Regions from separate parts of the Mus musculus genome. Here region 1 is linked to region 2. A link is a loop called in an ENCODE intact Hi-C map of the cell type or tissue named here. Cell type or tissue: left cerebral cortex. All regions are shown on one strand. Each heading gives the region's core, and the rest is flanking DNA. Links, peaks and the distances in the headings are about the cores only.

Region 1 (10,305 bases), core at 668-8,667, 96 kb before region 2:
ACTAAGAACAATTCCTCCTTTAATATGATAGAATAAATTTAGAAGAGAAGCAAAAACTGAGAGATTAACTTAATCCTAATTAAGGATAGTTATACAACTGATCACTTTCCCTGCCCAGCACCAGCAGAGTGGCTCATACCCAACTGTAACTCTAGTTCTAGAGATCCAGTGCCTTCTGGCCTGATGGTATGAGACGCATGTGATGCACACAGGCATTCAAGCAAAAGCACTTTACACAGATAAAAAGAATCTTTAAAACTTGACTAGCAACTTGCTGAACATCAGCAAATGAAAACTGTCAATCTGCTTATATTAGAAAAATGTGATCCAATCTAGCAGCTGCAATTGCTACCTAAAACATCTAGAAAGTGCTTCTAGAGTAACTAAAACATCTAGAAAGTGCTTCTAGAGTAACTAAAATCAACTTGTAATCAAAGGCATCAGATTTTTTTCTTCATTGGCATTATGAGTTATGCATTTCTTTTAAAACAGTAATGACATCAAATAATAAATCAGCTTATAATTTAACTGAACCTTCTCATTAACTCCTTAAAATGTCCATTCAGTAGACCGTCCAATGTATACCCACTGAAAATGGTTCTGAAGAACAGTTGAGGAAATAAGAAAAAGTTCCGTGTGTTAAGTGAAAAAAGAAAGCTGCAGAAACAAGCATTGATATAGTTTGATCTAAAAAAAGTTACACACACACAATTAAAAGAAAATATGTCAAAATTTAATAGCTATCTTTGTAGAAGGTTTAAATGTAATTTTTAACAAGGTATTATTGCTATAATAAAAATAATCTTAAAAATAATTTTCAGAGTAAAAAACAAAAACATTTACTTATGTTTGTATGTTAGTGCTCTATTAGACTGTATACCTGCATGATAGAAGAAGGTATCAGATCCTGTTACAGATGGTTGTGAACACTATGTGGGTGCTAGGAATTGAACTCAGGACCTCTGGGAAAGCAGCCAGTGTTCTTACAAACTGAGCCATCTCTCCAGCCCCAAAGAAACATTTTAAAATACTTATGAATTTTAGCACTGGCTAGGAGACAATTATATGATACAAATATTGAGATTTGGCTAGAAAAGTGTAGTAACTTTTTCTTTAACAGTTCTCCATAGCTTAGCTGCTGAGTCACTTACTATACTCAGTTCTTTTGTACATGCTTTTGGAAAAACAGGGTTCTTTCCATTTCACCTTTGTAGCTTTCATGTCAACTTGTAATTACAGACTAGTTACATTATCTGACTCATGTCTATTTCTTCTGCTAGACTATACTTTCAATAAGAGCAGGACCCTTAGCTAGGGGATGGGGAGGGTATATGTGTAGTGGTACATACCTTTAATCCCAGCACTCACAGAAGGCAGAGGCAGGTGGAGCTGAGTTTGAGCTCAGCCTGATTTACAGGACAGCCAGGGCTACACAGAGAAACTCTGCCTCAAAAAAAAAAAAAAATCAGAGAGAGAGAGCAAGAGAGAGAGAGAGTCTGCCTTATTTTTCCTTTTTCCTATAGGACTAGGGATTGAACACAGGTCAATGAGCATACTAAGCCTCATCTGTTTTTACTAGCTACTAAATCCCTAATGTTTTACACTGTGTCTTACACATGCTCATTCAAAATTAAGTCTCTACTTAGTAGTCTCAATAAATTATCTGTATGGTACATAACATACTTGTTAGGTTTCAAGAAAGTCCTTTTGCCAGTCTGACATTTAGACAAAAGCCAACATTTTCGAGGGACTTAAAATTGTTCCTACTTGCTACAAGGAACATATTGCTTATGTTCTCCTTATCTCTGGCAACAGGAACATATTGCTCTTCCATTAACCTGTGCTGGTAGTGTCTATTAACATATCAAAGTCTCTGCTAACCTCAAGATTCCCTCAGTCTCTACCACAAGTACCAGTTATAGAACCATCCTGGCTGGCATTCCCTACCCACTACCCTAACCCTCTCCAGCCCCACTCTGAACTTTGCGTCCATTCCCCTAGCCTCCTTTTCCTACACAGCCCAGTCATCTGGCTATGTGCTCTCTCTGCTCTTTCCCTCTGTTCCTACCTCTCATGGCCAGTTCAGTCTGCTGGCCCAGTTTAGTCTGACCTCTTCCAGTTGACACTCCCTGCTTGCTCCCTCATATTTACAATAAACCACCTTCTCAACCATGCCTAGGATCATTAATGTCCCTATTGTCATTCAATTCTGAGAAGAACTTTTCATCCAAATAATAAAAAAAATAAGGCTTAAGAAACTTTAAATTCGCATTTATTTCTTGCATTTGATACTCTGATGAAACCCATCACTTTATGATGAGAATTCTAGACAGGCCTACCCATTCCTAGTTATTGTCATCAACCTTAATCAGGTTAATTTGATGCCAGCACAAAGTACCTTCCTTCACCAACCTGACATACATAGGCTTATCACAATTGGATATAAGCACACAACGGTGTGCTTGGTGCTTGCTAAGGCTTTGGCAGCTTAGTGTATGCCATATGTTAGGCCATCATGGCCTAAGGTAGTCTTCGGCATCTCTTGTGAAGCAGTGCTGGCATCCACTACACTTTTAGCATCAATGCTTCCTCAGCCATGGCAGTGAATTATGGATGAAGCCAAATCTTAAATGTACCTGAGCCCACAGCAGGGAAAGGGCTTATTTTTATTTTTTTAAGATTTATTTATTTATTATATGTAAGTACACTGCAGCTGTCTTCAGACACACCAGAAGAGGGAGTCAGATCTCATTACGGATGGTTGTGAGCCACCATGTGGTTGCTGGGACTTGAACTCAGGACCTTCAGAAGAGCAGTTGGGTGCTCTTACCCGCTGAGCCATCTCACCAGCCCGGGAAAGGGTTTATTTATCTATTGATTTATTTAATGTGCACTGGTGTTTCTCTTGCATGTATGTCTATATGAGGGTGTTAAATAACCTAGAACTGGAGTTTTAGACAGTTGTGAGCTGCCATGTGGGTGCTGAGAATTGAATCTGGGTCTTCTGGAAGAATGTACAGAACTCTTAACCGCTAAGCATCGCCCCAGCACCCCTCAGGAAATTTTAAACTATTTAACCAGGGAAAATGGCCATTTTTCCATTCTAAACACTAATCATTAATGTCTTCTTACCACTCACCCTCCAAGACCATCATTTTCTAACTACCTTCAAAATATCAACTTTACAGTCAATGTGCCCAAAAGAGCACTCTTGATACATATCTTTTCGTTTAGGCATGAACCTGAAGTTTCATAATTGAGCCTTTCCCCTCAGACTTACATTAAGCTCATCTACCTAAATCTAGTTCACTCTATCCAACTAATTACAGTTCCACTTTATGAATCAATGTAAACTGCTTACTTCATTTTACCACAATGTAACAACTTAAACCAAACAATCCTTGCACCATAGGATCAAAAGCTCTTGCCACTTTAAGCAGCAGTGCTTTCTAAATATGGTCTTCTGACCTGCTGGCATCTGTATTACCTGGGACCATGTTAGAAAAGCAAATTTGGGGATTGGACCTAAAACCTAATGGGAAACACTGAGAACCGAGACCAGCAGGTTCTGATGCACAGTCAAGTTGGAGAGTTTTTAGTCAAGTGCACCAACTCTCGACGCCTCTGCCTTGGCTTTGGAAACTGATCTCACTGTATCATTTTTATTTATTTCCCAGTGATAATTCCTCACTTACTTGTCTCGAAATGTCAGTCCCTTCTCATGTTTAACCAAACCCTGAACCATTTTCCCTTTCCTTTCTTAAGGCAGTACCTCTTAGATTGCTCAGGCTGGTCTTAATTCCTTAGCTCAAGTGATCCGCCTCAGCCTTGCCAGTAGTCACTATTATACACAGGTGCCACGTCACCCAGCTTCCATTTCCCTCCCCAATTTCAAAGCAGGCATTTCCTATCTTTTCCCTACAAAAATGTCTCCAACAATTTTGTAGTCCACGTTTTCCCTACTTAACTAGTTCTTTGTAGTTAGTACCAACTGGCTTACATTTTAACTATTTGTTGGAGTTTTTAAAAGGTATATAGATTTCCCTGATCTTAGGATAGTTCAGGGCACACAGTACTTCCTCATAAAGTCTTGCTAGTGTGTTAAGTCTTACTGACTCGATGAAGTGTGGGGATGGGAACACAAGTCAAACTACTATTTCAAAGATCTTTTATATCTTCCTATGCCACCAACTGATATGAGAGCCACACATTTGTAAAGCCTACAAGCACTGCAACAATAACCTCAATAGCTAGCTATCAAGCCAACAAACTTAGTTTTCAACTCACTCAGGTGATAAAACATGTTCGCCTTAATGCAGTTGTTCATCTGAATTTGACAAGCTCGGGAAGTCTGGGCACAGGACCAAGTTTAAAATGTAACGCTGTGAATCAAAACATTCCAAAGACGTATGTAAACATACTATTTATAAGTATGAAATAGTAGAATTTTAATTTTTTAATTTCTCGAAGACAGGATAACGATGGTAAGAGGATGACAGATGAACAGTCATCGGTACGCTAAAAGTCTCTTCCAATAAACACAGGAAGAAAACACAGCAGCTGCTTAGCTGACGGCTTTGATGACAACTGAGGCAAATTGACATGAAAGCATAAGACCCGGGGACGACCTCGGAAATGGTTTTCTGTGCCAGGGAAGTGATCTGGAAGTCAACACAACTTGTTTTAAAGGCGGAGTCTGAAGGTTGGTCTGACCTGTCTGTATGATTGATGCGGAAAAAGCCAAAGTTGCCGTGGCGCGGAAGAAGAGACGAAGCGTGGGCGTCTCCCTCCGAACCAGCGTCACCTGTGTGATGCCGCCCGGGGCCAGACAGGACCAAACACACTACTCACCTCTCCCACTCCGAGGCTGTGGTGAAGTCTGTGATCTCAAACACTTCGGACTCGGGCTGCGGGGACAGAGAAGAGCACAGACAGTAAGCTGCGGGCCACTGACGTCGGCGGCAGAACTCTGTGACAGAGGCACCCAGGGCGCAGAACTCACCTCACTGTCCGCCGCCATCTTGCGGAGCGGAGCGTCAGGCCCCGCGCGAAGGCTGTCGGGAAGAAGGGAGCTAGGAGGAGGGCACTGAGTGGCCGTGGGCGGGGCCTCGGTGGGTGGTGGGTGGGGCCCCGAAGCGGGCCCGCCTACAAAGGGCCTGCTGGAAGGTGGGAAGACCTTTTTCCTCCAGACAGAAAGATCTTAGTGTGGCATACGCTCTTCTTCAAGGTGGTTTAGTAATATTTTTTTTAAAATTCTGTTGGGGCTAGAGGGATAACTGTGCAGTTAAGACTACCCGCTGCGCTTTCACAAGACCTATGTTCGATTTCCAGCACCTGCATAGCAGTTCACAACCATTTGTGATTTCAGTCCAAAGGGATCCTGTACCTGCTTCTGGCCTCGACTGACACCAGGCATGCACGTGCTGCACAAACAGATTTACATGCTGACGAAACACTCATGCACATGAAATAAAATTAACAAGTATTGTTTAAAGAATTAAAAGTAAAAATAATAAGAGTATTTTGTAGACTCAAGAAGAGCTGATGAGCCGAGCGTGGTGGCACACACCTTTAATCCCAGCACTCGGGAGGCAGAGGCAGGCAGATTTCTGAGTTCGAGGCCAGCCTGGTCTACAAAGTGAGTTCCAGGACAGCCAGGGCTACACAGAAAAACCCTGTCTCGGAAGAAAAAAAACAACCAAACAAACAAAAAACAACAACAACAAAAAACAAAAACAAACTGATGAACATTTTGAAATTGTTACATGACATTCACATCCACAGATGTATTGGGCTACATTCATAAATATCTTGGGGCATATGTAGTCCTATATGGCAAAGACCCTAGATATGCATGGTCACAATTGTATTTAAAAACCTCTTTGAGTTTTCATTCAAATGGGTTTTTTTTTAGATTTATTTATTCATTTTATGTATATGATTACACTAGAATGTGTATGAGTATATTTATTTTATGTATATGAGTATACCAGAAAAGGGCATCAGATCCCATTACAGATGGTTGTGAGCCACCTTGTGATTGCTGGCATTTGAACTCAGAACCTTTGGAAGAGCACTCTTAACCACTGAGCCATCTCTCAAGCCCTTGGTTTTGTTCTTGAGATAGGGTTCATAAGCCAGCCTCACACGCCTTGTGGTGAGAAGAGCGAACTGGAATTCTGATCCTCTTGCCTCCTTTTGAGTATCCTGACTGCAGTCATGTAGCACCGTCTTGGATTGTATGGTGTGGTGGTAAAGACAGAAGCGAGGACCATGCATGCTAGGCAAAAGCTCTACCAACAGAACTACATCCTCAGCTCTTGTTCAAACTTTACAACTCATAAACACTGACCAAGATCCTTAAACCCACTGTCTCCTTTCCTAACCCCAGGAAAAGAAAATCTATACAACTAAACTTATTGTTTTAAAAAGCAGCCAGGCATGGAAGTGCATGCCTTTAATCCCAGCACTCAGGAGACAGAGGCAGGCAGATCTCTGTTAATTCAAGGCAAGCCTGGCCTACAAAGTGAGACCAGGACAGCCAGGGCTCTGTTACACAGAGAAACTCTTGTCTTGAAAAACAAAACAAAAAATAAACAAAACCAAACAACATCATACAAGTTACATATACTCTGAGAAGAACATACTATTTGATGAGTGCTTTACTTTTTAAACCACTGAAGGACAGGAGTGCTAACTAGCAGTTGGAATTCTGTTGGGGACTGTAGAGATGGCTCAGCAGTTAAGAGTACTGACTGTTGTTACAGAGGACCCCAACTCTGTCCCCAGCATCCACGTGGCTACATACAACGCTCCATACTTCTAGTTCTAGGGGACTCAGCACCCTCTTCTGACTTCTATAGTAAACAGAAATGCACACAGTGCACAAATACACATGCAGACAAAATAATTATATACATAAAAATTTAAATTAAATAATTTTTTGAGACAGACTCTTTATTATGTAGCTCTGGCTTTTGTGGGACTCACTGCGTAGACAAGGTTGGCCTCAAACTCACAGAAACCCACCTGCTTCTGCCTCTAGAGTGCTGGGATTAAAAGCATGTGCCACTATGTTTGGAACTTAAGCAGGTCAGGAAGCAGGAGCTGATGCAGAGGCCATGGAGTGATGTTACTTACTGGCTTGCTTGAGTTCCAGTCCTGACTTCCTTTGGTGATGAACAGCAAAGTGGAAGTGTAAGCTGAATAAGCCCTTTCCTCCCCAACATGCTTCTTGGGTATAATGCCTTGTGCAGGAATAGAGACCCTAACTAAGACAAATTGGTACCAGCATAGTGGGATATTCTTGTGACAACCTGACCATGGTTTTGAAGGCATGAGGGGGTCATGAAGAGCAGCTGGGGTTCGGCACTGTAAGAAGCCATGGAAGGCCATTAGTGAAGTTGCAGCCTCGGTTCCAATTGATGGCCCAGGACTAAAGGAGTCATGCAAAGGAGTTGAGGTTTGGTGCCATGAAGAGAGCCCATGAGAGGCTATTGGTGAAGTTTAGTTGCAGCAGAAGACAGCAGTGTTTTGGAGATGCCAGTACCATGAGATGACCACCAAGATCAGCAGCAGCAGTGGAGTACTGGCAGCTAGAGCCTAGAAGACAAAGTGTGTGCTACAAAGGGCAGAGCTGGAGAAGTGACCCAAGCCCCTGGAGAAGCCCAGAAGATCGTGAGTGGATCCCAGACATTGGACAGTTGGAGTTTGATTTTGCTTTTGACTGTGACTGTGCCATGATATTTTTCCCCTTGAAGTAAGAAAGTATTTTAGTGGATCCCACAGTTAAGAGAATTTTAAATGTAAAAACACTTTTGATTTTAAAAGAGATTGGATATTTTAAAGGGATTGAAATTTTAACATGTAAGAATTTTCAAAGACTGTGGTACTTTTAAAGTTATTTAGATCTTGGGAATGAATAAGAAAATAAGGATTGGGGACTGGTGAGATGGCTCAGCAGGTAAGAGCACTGACTGTTCTTCCAAAGGTCCTCAGTTCAAATCCTAACAACCACATGGTGGCTCACAACAATCCATAATGAGATCTGAAGCCCTCTTCTGGTGTGTCTAAAGGCAGCTACAGTGTACTTACATATAACTAATAAATAAATCTTTGGGACGGAGCGAGCGGGGCCAGAATGAGCAGAGGTCCTGACAACCATCTGTACAGCTACAGTGTACTCATATAAAAGAAAAAAAGAAAGTAAGGGTTGAGGCTTAATAGTGATGTGTTTGTGTGTCAAGTTGACAAGGGGTCAATTGTACTGGCTGGTTTTGTGTGTCAACTTGACACAGGCTGGAGTTATTACAGATAAAGGAGCTTCAGTTGAGAAAATGCCTCTATGAGATCCAGCTGTAAGGCATTTTCTCAACTAGTGATCTAGGGGGGAGGGCCCACTGTGGGAGGTGCCATCCCTGGGCTGGTAGTCCTGGGTTCTATGAAAGAGAAAGCTGAGTAAGGCAGAGGAAGCAAGCCAGTAAGAAACATCTCTCCATGGCCTCTGCATCAGCTCCTGTTTCCTGACCTGCTTGAGTTCCAGTCCTGACCTCCTTTGGTGATGAACAGCAATTTGAAAGTATAAGCTGAATGTACTGGCTAGTTTTGTGTCAACTTGACACAGCTGGAGTTATCACAGAAAAGGGAGCTTCAGTTGAGGAAATGCCTCCATGAGATCCAACTGTAAGGCATTTTCTTAATTAGTGATCAAGTGGGAAAGGCTCCTTGTGGGTGGGACCATCTCTGGGCTGGTAATATTAGAGATCAGGCTGAGCAAGCCAGGGGAAGCAAGCCAGTAAAGAACATCCCTCCATGGCCTCTGCATCAGCTCCTGCTTCCTGACCTGCTTGAGTTCCAGTTCTGGCTTCCTTGGTGGTGAACAGCAGTATGGAAGTGTAAGCCGAATAAACCCTTTCCTCCCCAACTTGCTTCTTGGTCATGATGTTTGTGCAGGAATAGAAACCCTGTCTAAGACACTGAATAATCCCTTCCCTCCCCAACTTACTTTTTAGTCATGATGTTTTGTGCAAGAATAAAAACCCTGACTAAGACAACTGTATATAAAACTAAAAGAGAAAGACCAAGGTCATCAATTTTAATGGCAGAAACAAAGTAACAATAAATTTTTATAGTTAAGAAAATGAATAAAGCCAAGTGTGGAGGTGCACGCCTTTAATCCCAGCACTTGGGAGGCAGAGGCAGGCAGATTTCTAAGTTTAAGGTCAGCCTGGTCTACAGAGTGAGTTCCAGGACAGCCAGGGCTACACAGAAAAACCCTGTTTTGAAAAAAAAAAAAAAAACAACAAAAAATAAATAAAGCAACCCAATGACCAGCCAGAGATGGGCAACGAATTATAATAATAGTCTTTATAATGAATGGCCTATGAAAACTGAGAAACACTACTTACAAACATGGCATTACTCGTTTTTCTCCTTAATGAGAATTAAAGATGGTTCAGTAACTAAGATCAGAAACTAAAACAATCTCGAAGACTTTGCTCCCTGAAATTAAATTTTAGACAACATATGAGGCTGCTGAATAGGTTGCTAAGGTAAGGTTTCTTCCAAGATATTTTTGGCTTCTTGTCCTCTCCCTAGAGAAAATTTTAAAATAAGTTATTTGTTACAGCCTAAGTGTGAAGTCAGGATGCTAATGATGTAGAAGCCCATGGGAGACACCCTTTTATTAGATCCTCGCCCCCCACTGGCTCAAAAAGCAGAAAAGGTTCTGTTTCTCCAGGATGAAGCACTGCTTCAGTCAACATCCTGAGGCAACAGCTCTTCCCTTACAAACCGATTTCCACACTAGTCTAATTCAGTTATTTCAAGGTGTTACCAATAATGGCCACGGGGAGCTATTTTGACGCACAGGCAATTTAAGAGATTAGAAGCTTTGGAAAAACCACCCTCAGCTGGGATCTCGAGGGACTGTGGGGGCACAACAGTCTAATTAGGTCATAAAGAAAAAGAAAACATCCTTTGTGTGGGGCGCCACTATTTCATCCATCTGTCTTAATGGTACCGGGCAGGACAAAATAGGAATTCTCCATGATGCTGTGCCAGAGCCTACAATAGATGCTACAACTGGAAGAGGAAGACACTATCTGAACATGAATCTTCAAAGAGATTCTCTAGAATGTTGAAACTGCTGGAGAATATTTTTTTCTCATTTGTTCAAGCATCCACTGTCAGGACAGTATAGTTGATCCTGTGGAGGGGTTCAATGAAGAATAATCCTTTCCCTTTGTGTCCTCAGTCTGAGGACGGAGATAAGAGACTAGTAGTGCTGATATGGTTTAGAGAGGA
Region 2 (10,305 bases), core at 933-8,932:
AGAAAAAAAAAAAGGATTTTTTTCTTTTTTATTTTTTTTGAGTTTATAATTCTTCTTTCCCCTTTGTCCCTCCATTACCTCCCATCTACCACCACCACCCCTCAAAGTCATGGCTTCTTTTTCTTTAGTTTTTGCTGTGTGTGCATATTCCTAAATGCTCGTACAACCTCCTCAGTCCATGTGATACTGGCATGTGTGTGTTTTCATGGCTGACCACTTGCTATTGGATAACCAGTTGGTGTGCTCTTCCCCGGGACGACCACGTCTCCCACTCTCAGCAGTCCTTGGTAGGCTGTAGTTTTTTGTCTAGGGTTGAAGCCCTGAGCTTTCCCCCTTCCATGTTAATGAGTCTACTGCTGTCTTCCTTGTCCCTGTTTAGAAAACCAAAATAGATAGGCAGACAGAAGCACACCTATTTAAAAGGTGTTAGAGAGCAGACCATGACAAACAAAGATTTTTGAAAAGGCATGCTCTATATAACCCAATACTAAGGGAACTCTTGGATTTGACCAGAAATAAATGCAACTTAAAGTGAACTAGTCAGATGTGGTGCCATTTCAGTAGCCCAGCATTTGGGAGGCTGGGGCAAGAGCGAAACCCTGCAATGAATAAAACTAAAAGAATAAACCATTTCTCAGAGAAGTTGGGCCAGTCTCTTAAGACGGAGATAAAAAGGGCTGTGACCTCAGGTTATACTCTAGACACTGTTGGGCTAGGGCTGTTATAATTTACTAAACTGATAGCCCCCTCCTTGTTTTTTTTCAAGACAAGTTTCTCTGTGTAGCCCTGCCTGTCCTCTAACACAGAGATCCATCTGCATCTACCTCCCAAGTGCTGGGATTAAAGATATGTGCAGCCACTACTTGGCCTAAACTGATTTAAAAAAAAAAAAGTTATAGGGCTGGAGAAATGGCTTGGTGGTTATGGCTGTTTTTCTAGAGGACCCAGGTTCAGTCTCCAGCACCCAAATGATGGTTCACCACCACCTATAACTCCAGCTCCAGAGGATCTAACGCCCTTTTCTGGCCTCTGCAGAGAACAGGTGTGCACACAGTAATATATATATATATATCACAAACACACGCAACCAAAACACCTATACACATAAAATAAATAAATAAATCTTTAAAACATGCTTTTATATTTATTTTTGTGTGTTTGAGAGAGGCAGGCAGGCAGGCAGGGAGGGAGGGAGGGAGGGAGAGAGAGAGAGAGAGAGATTGAGATTCTTATACTGTGTGTCCCACAGATCAAGTTCAGGCTATTAGGCTTGGCAGCAAGCACCTCCTAAGCCATCTCACCAGCTCACTAGATTTCTCTTAAACTTGATCCAAGAAGGATATTCTTTATTTACCAGTCCTAAAGATAGTTTTATTCTGAAGCTATATACAGTCACCTATTCCTTAGAATGATTGGACTCTCCAAGAAAACTGACAACTGAAAAACAAGTTACTCGGTGACAGACACAGGCGAAGATTGACTCCAACTCTTAAATAAACAAGCACAGAAATGCTTCTTTACTTTTAAATCTGTCAATCTGAGACACTAAAACAAAGCACTGAATACTGAAGGATACCTTAGCATCATGGATGCATGACAGTTTAAGACCTTACAGTTTGTTCTGGCATCTCAGCTTCTTACTCTGTTGGGTTTAATTTATCAAATGATACTTGAGGGTTTTTAAAAAATGACACTTGATTATAATCTGAGAAAAAAATTCTCAAGAATGCAAGAAAATATGAATTTAAACATGACCGATGTTCAATCTGAGATCATCACTGAAGGATCAGGTGTGTGGGAAGTACTACTGAGGCTATGCTACTGATACAGTATTTAAAACCACCTTTAAGCTGCCAAAACAGGCCAGAAAGACATTGAGGTGAGAGGGATGATGTTGTTTCCCCAAACAGATAATTACCCTGCTAGGAAAGACTAAGCACTCAAGCCTCCTTCCTATGCGGAAGGCAAACAAACTTTTAGACGACTGTAAGTCCAAGTGTTTCATGCAAGTGCCCTGTGCTAACTAGGCAAATTTGAAGAGACAGATTCTACCATTGAGAAGGATGTTTGCTTAAAGCAAACAAACCAGGACACAAAAACAAATAAAGGAAGGGCTTAAAAAGCAAGGCATGTGGCGAGATCTTATACTGAAAATAGAAAAGCAAACCCATTCGCAAAAATAGGACATCTACGGCTCTGCAAAGAATTTCCACAACGATTTTGACTTGTACTTTCTACCAGCATGATCCAGGACTACTGTGAAAAAGCCAAGGTTACTTAGTGCTCACTAATTCACTGCTACTTTTAGAGAACTGAAATTAAAACTGGATTCTCTTAGCATAAGCATTATAAATAGGTTCTTTTCTTCTCTACAACACCACTATTGACCTAAGAATGATACAAAATAATCCAGAAAGAGCAAGACTCAAAACAGATTAAAACAGATTAAAAGAACAGGGACTGCAAAACCCACAGTTATAAAAAAACAAAAAAAAAAAACAAAAACAAACCACTGTCTCAGACAAAAACAACTTGCAAATTTGATAAACCAGGTTAGACTTAAGATCAACTGAATTTAAAGCAGGAATTAATCTAAACTATAACATTTCTGCCATTTCAAAAGCAAAAAATGTAAGAAACTTTTCTAAAACTGTTTCCTTAGCAATTGGGAGCCTAAACTCCACAAACTATCCACAAAGAACATTAAGTCCTTACATGGCCTAGTCCTACATGTGCCTTTCAGAATAACACTATAAAAATTCTAATAAAAGGCAAATTATAAAGAGAAATTAAAGTATTACTTCAAAGCAAGACTCAATTCATACCATTTGAAACAAAGAACCCTACACAATTAAATGTATCCTTCCCAAGGACTACACTTGCCCAAACAAACTATTCTGTTTTGAGTACTTAAATTATTCTAATATAAATCACCCCAACTGCAAATTTTACATGAGCAAAACACTATCGCTTTTTGAGTTAAGAAACATTTTGTTTGTTTCTCCGCCAGGCTTGGTGGCACATTACTTAATCCCAAGCACTGGGGAGTCAGAGGTAGTAGATATCTCTTTTGAGTTCAAGGCCAGCCTGGTCTACATATTTAGGTCCAGGACAGCCAGACTTACAAGTGAGACCCTGTCTCAAAACAAAACAACACCCCCCTCCCCAACAAATCCAACAACAAAAGGCTAACACTGTGCTTTACAGCTTAATTAATAAAATTCTCTCTCACACACACTCCTCTGCACGAGGCAAAACGTTTATTGCATAACTCACATTTATAGTAAACGTAGAACGCTCAATTTATAAGTAAAAACAACGATCAACTAACTTGTTTTCGCATTATCTACTCATTTTAACATTCGGCGTCTAAAACAATAAAACAGTACTTACATTTCTGTTGAATTTGGTGAAGGAATGGTGCATATAAAACCTGTGCATATAAACAATCGCAGTGTTTATTGTAAGCTGAGAGCTGGGATGCAACGTTTAGAAAATAATCTAAGCAAAATGTTTCCAAAAACTAAATCAATTTGAATGGAAAAATCCCCTTTCCATTTACTCAAATCCAATCCTCAACCTGAAAGTATGCAGAAAGTCTGCGGGGAGAAGAGAAATCAGTCTGGATGCCAAATTATTCTAATACGCTACGTAGGGAGAGCCCAGGAATTATTTGCAATTAGGTTACAGCTTAGTACAGTAGAAATAAAGTAGTCGAAAGGCGCGCGCCACACACCCAAAGAACATGAAACATCTACGTGCGTTCCCCCGGCGCAACAGAGCCGCCCTGGAGCCGGCACGGAAGCCTCGGAAAACACTTTCCGTGGAACATCTGCGACCTCTCTACGTCTCAAGGCCTTTTCTGACTTCCGAAAGTGGAAGGGGCCGCCCCTTGGCTTTGCTCATCCCGGATTCCTCCTCTCTCGCCAGGGAAGCACTGCTATTCCCTCCCGCATCACGCGCTCCCAAACACAGGTTATACAACGCGGGCTCCCGGCCCGCCTTCCCCGGCACATCTCCTCTTTCTCCGGCTCGCCACGGCAGCTCGGGCCCTAGCTTTCTCTGTGTCTTTCCCGAGATCAAAAGACGGCAAAGGGAGCGGCGCCATGTTCCCGGGACACTAGGCCCGGTCACCCGGCGAGCGCGACCAGGGCGTGTGGGACGCAGGGCCGCAACTAGAAAAAGGATACACATTGAGACGTTGCCCCATGTCCTGGATGAGGTTGGCCGCCTGCTGGCGATGCGACAGCTCTTCATCCGCTTCCACTCCGCAGCGGCGGCTCGGCGTGTTCTCCAGCTGTTCCCGAGTAAAGAACCAGCGAGAAGAAGCTCCACGGCCCGACGCCATGACACTTCCTCCTCCGCCCGCGCCCTGAGCCCGCCCCCTCCCCGCCTGCCTCCGGGACTCCGCGCCAATGTGTCGAGGCCCCGCCCCAATGTGCTCTCCGTAGGGTGGGCCACGCCTTTTCCGGGCCTGCTGCTACCCACGCGCACGCGCAGGGACCCGCCCTGCCGGCTCGCGCTGGTCTTTTGCTTTCTCTTTCCGGCCTCCCTCCCCTTTCTCTCTCTCGGACCCGCGGGACCACAATGCTCTGCGCCTCTTGTCATTGGGAGACGCCGTAAAGTGGGGGTCACTCGGAAAGAAAAGGTCGACGCGGTGCATGCTGGATCTGGGAGGGGCTAAGGGGAAGGGGCGGGGCGAACAGGGAAGAGGTCCTGAGGCTGCCTAATAGGGCTTGGACGTTAGCTTTCAACTAAACGGTTTATTTTGTGGTCTGTGAGTTTGCGGGTGCGTTAAAGTCAGAAAAGGCTTTTCTAGTCTCGGCTTCGTGCTGTAGCTTCCATTTTCTTACATGTTGGTGGGTGTATTTTCTTAGCTTTGTTGACTCCTGTGTCCACGAATGGCTACCCTCCGGAGGAGTTAGCTAGGAAAGAACGCTAATTCTAGCAGTGAACTAACAGTGTCTTCTGGGTTTTTTGGTTTTGTTTTTTAAATCGCTAGTAGATGTTGGGGAGCATGCGCCTTTAAAACGTTACTTTAAACCTAAAGCCACTCAAGGGGTATGGGTTGTTTTAAAACGATGTGCCATGTGTCCCAGACTGGCTTTGTGTTCACTCTTGTAGCCAAGAATGACCTTGGATTTACTGTCCTCTTGCTTCCCCCTCGGAAGTGCTGGGATTACAAGGCCAGTGGCATCACTCTGCAGATATCTTTCTTATTAAGTTACCTGTCAAACAATATGAAGTTAATAATTGGAGGTCATGACTCTCTAGGCCTTCCATCCAGATGGGGTGTATGGTTTTGAAGGTCTGTGTGGTTTCTGCGGGTTGAGATTGGGGGATGGTTGGGGAGAAGCAGAACGCTGTAACTCAGGTTGTCCAGAAACAAAGTGCAGGGATTATAGGCTGGTGTGCCGCATCTTGGTTGAAGTGCTGGAGCAGAGGGCCTTAGGCATACTAGGCCAACAGTCTAACAAATGAGTGCAAGAGAAGCTAAGAAAAAAATTGTTTAGGATTTTATAAAGTAAGGTCTCTTATAACTGATGATTTATTTCCATCTTTTTGTAAGGAAGCACCACTCATTTGTTTACATGTTATCTGCCTCTGAGTTAATGCCTATTGTATATGACCAAATTACACTTTAGTTTTTAAGTATTTTCTGAAGACTGCAGTCAGTTATCGAAAACTGGCTTTTAAAAAGCCAACGAGGGCTGTTGAAATGGCCGACCAGCTAAAGGCAACGCTGCCAAGCCGGACAACTTGAGTTCACTCCCCACCTATATGGTAGAGGGAAAGACCCAAATGCTACAAATTGTCCTCTAACCTTCACACGTGCTCAGTGGCACACATGCGTGTGCACACTCATGCACAATAAACAGCTGTAAAGAAAATGACCCTATCTAAAAATTCCTTAAAATGAAAATAAATAAAAGGGCTAGTGTGTTTGTGATTAAAACTTGAGGCTTTCATTTGTCAGGATTTGGGGGTTCCTGCCTCAGCCTACTGCCTGCTCTATTGTGCTATGCTAGTGTTTTGATTATTGTAGGTGGTTATTGTGAACAGCCACCTAAATAATACCTTGTTATAGATATAACAAGATCTCTCATCTTGTTACCTAGATGTTCCTAGATTGATTTAAAGTAACATTCTATAAGTGCCTTTCTACAACACTCAGTCCTAATGATAAAAAAGAGAAAAGTAGAAATGGAGGAGAGCTTTTCAACTTTATAACATCTACAGAAGACAACAGCCAGCATGGCACTTGATGTTAAGGTGGCTTCCATATAAGATTAAGGACAAGGCAAGTCTGTGCCCTCTCTGTTGACTCCTTTCAATATTGTACGAAGTGTCTTATATAATACAATACAAAAGAAACACACAGTAAGCAGATCTGTCCTTTCTGTTTTCTTCAGTTGTGCATGTTGCGGCAGGGCACATGTTGCTGCGGGCATGCCAAAGCACATATGTACAGGTTGGAAGTTGACTTGAGGACTCTTCTCACCTACCACGTGGACCATGGGGATTGAACTAAGATCATCAGTCTTGGTGGCAGTCACTTTTATCCACTGAGCATTGAAGCTTCACTCCTTCTTTACATTTTAAACACGTCTTCATTGTATGCTTGAGTGCCTGCATGTATGAATGTGCACTACATGTAAGCATGGTGCCCACAGTGGTGCCAGATTTCCTGCGGCCTGAGTCCTGAGCTGCTACATAATGGGTGCTGGGGTCTAAACCTTGGGTCCTCCGAAAGAGCTGAAAATGCTTGGAGCTTTTGAGCCACATCTTTCCAGCCCCAGCTTGCATTCCTTTTTGATACAACTGACCTTGGCTTTCCGTAGCACTTCTATAATTGGCTTCACATGATCTTGTCACTGTACCCTAAGACTCTCTACCTTCTCATGTCCATCCACAGTAGTCTTCCTTGCCCTGACCTCTCCTGCCACAAGGCTTAAATATCTACTATTCTGCTAGGAACAAAATTTGACAGCTTCCTATAAGATTTAATATAAATGTTTCACTACAGCCTACTGACCAGGCCACATTTCTGGCTTCCTCTCCTTCCACGCTTGCTTGCCCATAATCTCCAGCTACTATCGCACCCCAGCCTCAGCAGCTTTGTACTGTTGCCATGCACGAAGTCTCTTCATGGCCAGCCAATCTCATTTAGTCTCAAAGTCCTCTTTAGAGAGGCTTTCTTTGGCTCTACAAATGAACATTTTACTTCCCATCTGTCTCCTAGTTGCCATCACATCTTTAATGTCTTGAAGGTATCCAGTAATAGAATAATTCCCTCTGTCCTGTTCCTTCTCTTATTCCATATTCTCCTTCCTCCTCCTTAAAGCTTCTTACTTCTCAAATTGCAGAAAAGAAATCTCACCCCTTTTGTTTACAGCTGTAGCCCCAGTGTCTTGATCATCCTGCCTCTCTGGCACGTGGAAGAAAGTTCTTGTCAAGATGAATATGAGCTGGGTAGTGGTGCCGCACACCTTTAATCCCAGCACTTGGGAGGCAGAGGCAGGCGGATTTCTGAGTTCGAGGCCAGCCTGGTCTACAGAGTGAGTTCTAGGACAGCCAGGGCTATACAGAGAAACCCTGTCTTGAAAAAAAAAAAGATGAATATGAACATTTACTATGTTTCTCGAAGTTTTGGGGTGCTCCACTGGGGTGCTCCATGTTACCTGGGAAATTGCAATCCATCCACAGGCTTCTTAGTGTCACTAATAAAAAAATGTAAAAGACTCAGAAGAAAGTTCAAGGACAGCTTCATTAGAATTTAAAAAGAAAGAAAAAAAAATCCCAGGGTCAGCAAGCTATAAACCTTGGCATCTACCTGGAGGAGGAAGATAGAGAGGAGAAAGAAAAAGCCATGCTGTAAGCTAACAGGATGAGGAATTGTGTGTGTGTGTGTGTGTGTGTGTGTGTGTGTGTGTGTGTGTGTGTGCGCGTGCGTGCATGTTTGTAAGCATGTATTAGAATTTAGGATTTGGCAAGTATTAGAAGCAAAAAGAAAAGGGAAAGTATGCTTTTTGACTGAGAATTTAGAAAAGTAGGGTTAATGAAGTTGTGTGGTTGTGGTCCTTAAGCAACTATGTAGAGGGCAGAGAGTCTGGGAAAGAAAAGTACATATTATTATTGAAGGTGTAATTTCTTCTGTCCATTTAGCACACAGAATGAGCCCACCGTTCAGAAGGGGATCTGATTCCAGCCCAGTTGGAATTGTAGGACTCTATTTAGACCAGAAATTCTACCACATTTCTCTTAATGAGCCTTTAACACTACTGTAACATCTGTATATATATATATATATATATATATATATATATATATATATATATATATATATGACATTGAATAGTCAGGTCCCTTGTGGTAATGAAGCAGTTGTATACTATGGTTGGTCTTGACTGTCATTGAGTAGATTAAGAAAAGCCTGGTAGATTATTACAACACCCATCTGGGTGTGTCCTTGATGCCTTTCCAGAGAGAAATTACCTGAGGAGAGACCTCTCCTGAATACAAATGGAACCACCCCATAAAGTGGAAAAAAGAAAACAATCGCCTGCCACAGGTGCACTCTGCTTTCTGGTCCCAGTGGCATGAACTACTGGGCTCTGCTATACCATATCTGTGATGCTGGACTGAAATCTGTGGTATTGAACTGGAAAAAACCTGTGTCTCAATTTGTTTCTATGGTATTTGATTACAGTGGTGAAAGAGTAACTGGTAGAGAAAGTTGGTGTGGGGGAGAGTGGAATTATAGCTGACTGTAATTAGGAAGAACTGACTTGTAGGAAGATGTAGAGAAGCTAGCTGTAGAACTCCAGAATTATGCAGACAGAACCTCTGGCAGAGAGCCGATGAGCCTTTAGATGGGAACAAGGTTTCTAGTAAGAACCCGACTAGAGGCCATTTGTGTTCTGTTGCTTACATTCTGTCCGTGCCCAAGACTATGGGAAGCTAGGTTTATTGGTTATTGACTAGGTAATCTGGAGCAGGAGAATTCAAGGCAGTCCATTATTCCAGCTGTGGAAAAGGCACCCCTGGCTGCTTTAAACTAGTTTTATAGGGAGAACTGGGAGCAAAAGAGCAGAGGAATGACCTGAAAAGCAATTTGGCTAGAAAAAAAGCATGTTTAAAGTTAAAGGTAAAGAATGCAAGATGTTTGAAGACATTAGGCTCTTAAAAAGAGCTCCGGGGCGTGGGGTGCTGGTGCTTTGTTGGGAGATAGTGCATTGAGGAAGCATTGAAGGCCTGGTTCTAGCTCCAGCACTGCATAAAAACAAATTGTGTATGGAGGTACAGCCTATAATCCTAGCACTGGTGGGCCGTGGGGTGGACAGAAGGTATAAGGGCTAAAGTTAACCTATAAGCCCCACCTGCCCAAGGACAGATAACTTCCTGAAATTCTGGGGGCTGTTGTTCTCATATATATATGCATGTCATAGATTTTCACTTCAATAAATGTGATTGGTTACCCCAAATGCACAGGACGTACTTGATCAAACGTAGGCAGGATGTGTGCTGGTTCTTGATTGGACAAAGGAAGAAAGTACTTTGCTTTGGGTTTGACCTTTATAGGCATCTGACTGACCTAATTCCGTGCCATTCTTTGGAAATCCCAGGTATGGACCTAGCCAGTGTCCATCTTCCTGGACAGTATTAAGTAAAGTTTACTTTAATTGGACAATCGTGGATTCGGTCTACTTGAAAATTTCAGGTTTAACAGAGAAACCAGAAGCTCAAGGACACACTTGGCTACATTAAGCGTTCAGTTCAAGGTCAGGCTAAGATACTAGAAGCTTTCAGTAATCCTTCCTGAATTCTTTGGGAATAGGAATGTTTATGTTATTGTATCATGGGACTATATAATGTGATATTAGCAGAGCTAATAAATAAATAAATAGCTAATTTATTAATAAATAAGTGTTTGCCCCAGCCTCTAGAGAAACTGTATTAGAGCTTTGGAGCACTGGGTGGGAGGGATTGAATCTTATGGTGTAAGATGTGTGGGAATATCATGTTGACAAGGAATGGACTTGTGATGGTTATTCTAGGTGTGTCTGTGAAGACTCTTCCAAAGATAACTAAAACCAGGCAGTGGTGGTGCATGCCTGTAATCCCAGCACTTGGGAGGCAGAGGCAGGCAGATTTCTGAGTTTGAGGCCAGCCTGGTCTACAGAGTGAGTTCCAAGACTGCACAGAGAAACCCTGTCTCGAAAACAAAACAAAACAAAACAAAACAAAAACCCCAAAGGTAACTAAGAGATGATGGCCTTCCTTGTATGTGAGTGACACCGTCAC

The links. A loop is a pair of places that touch in the nucleus more often than their neighbours do. Peaks named below come from ENCODE experiments on the same cell type or tissue, not always from the same donor. Only the 100,000 strongest peaks of a DNase experiment are listed, where the experiment ranks them.
Region 1: a loop joins it to region 2, with 4 times the contacts of the local background. A loop is called at or near these places in 7 of 42 quality-filtered maps.

The regions. Positions count from the first base shown.
Region 1 is chr1:127,863,527-127,873,831 of GRCm38, reverse strand. It overlaps Rab3gap1 (RAB3 GTPase activating protein subunit 1), which reads right to left and starts at 5,059. Exons shown (of 24, transcript NM_178690.4): 1 at 5,003-5,059; 2 at 4,852-4,907. The coding sequence starts at 5,020. In left cerebral cortex, for the core only: no CTCF peak of the experiment used is centred there; DNase peaks (open chromatin) are centred at 4,809 and 5,049; H3K4me3 peaks cover 1,534 bases; H3K27ac peaks cover 878 bases.
Region 2 is chr1:127,768,271-127,778,575 of GRCm38, reverse strand. It overlaps Ccnt2 (cyclin T2), which reads right to left and starts at 4,412. Exons shown (of 9, transcript NM_028399.1): 1 at 4,191-4,412; 2 at 3,394-3,475. The coding sequence starts at 4,348. It overlaps 2900009J06Rik (RIKEN cDNA 2900009J06 gene), which reads left to right and starts at 4,522. Exons shown (of 2, transcript NR_045298.1): 1 at 4,522-4,648. In left cerebral cortex, for the core only: a CTCF peak has its summit at 4,254; DNase peaks (open chromatin) are centred at 2,095, 3,994 and 4,519; H3K4me3 peaks cover 3,733 bases; H3K27ac peaks cover 1,675 bases.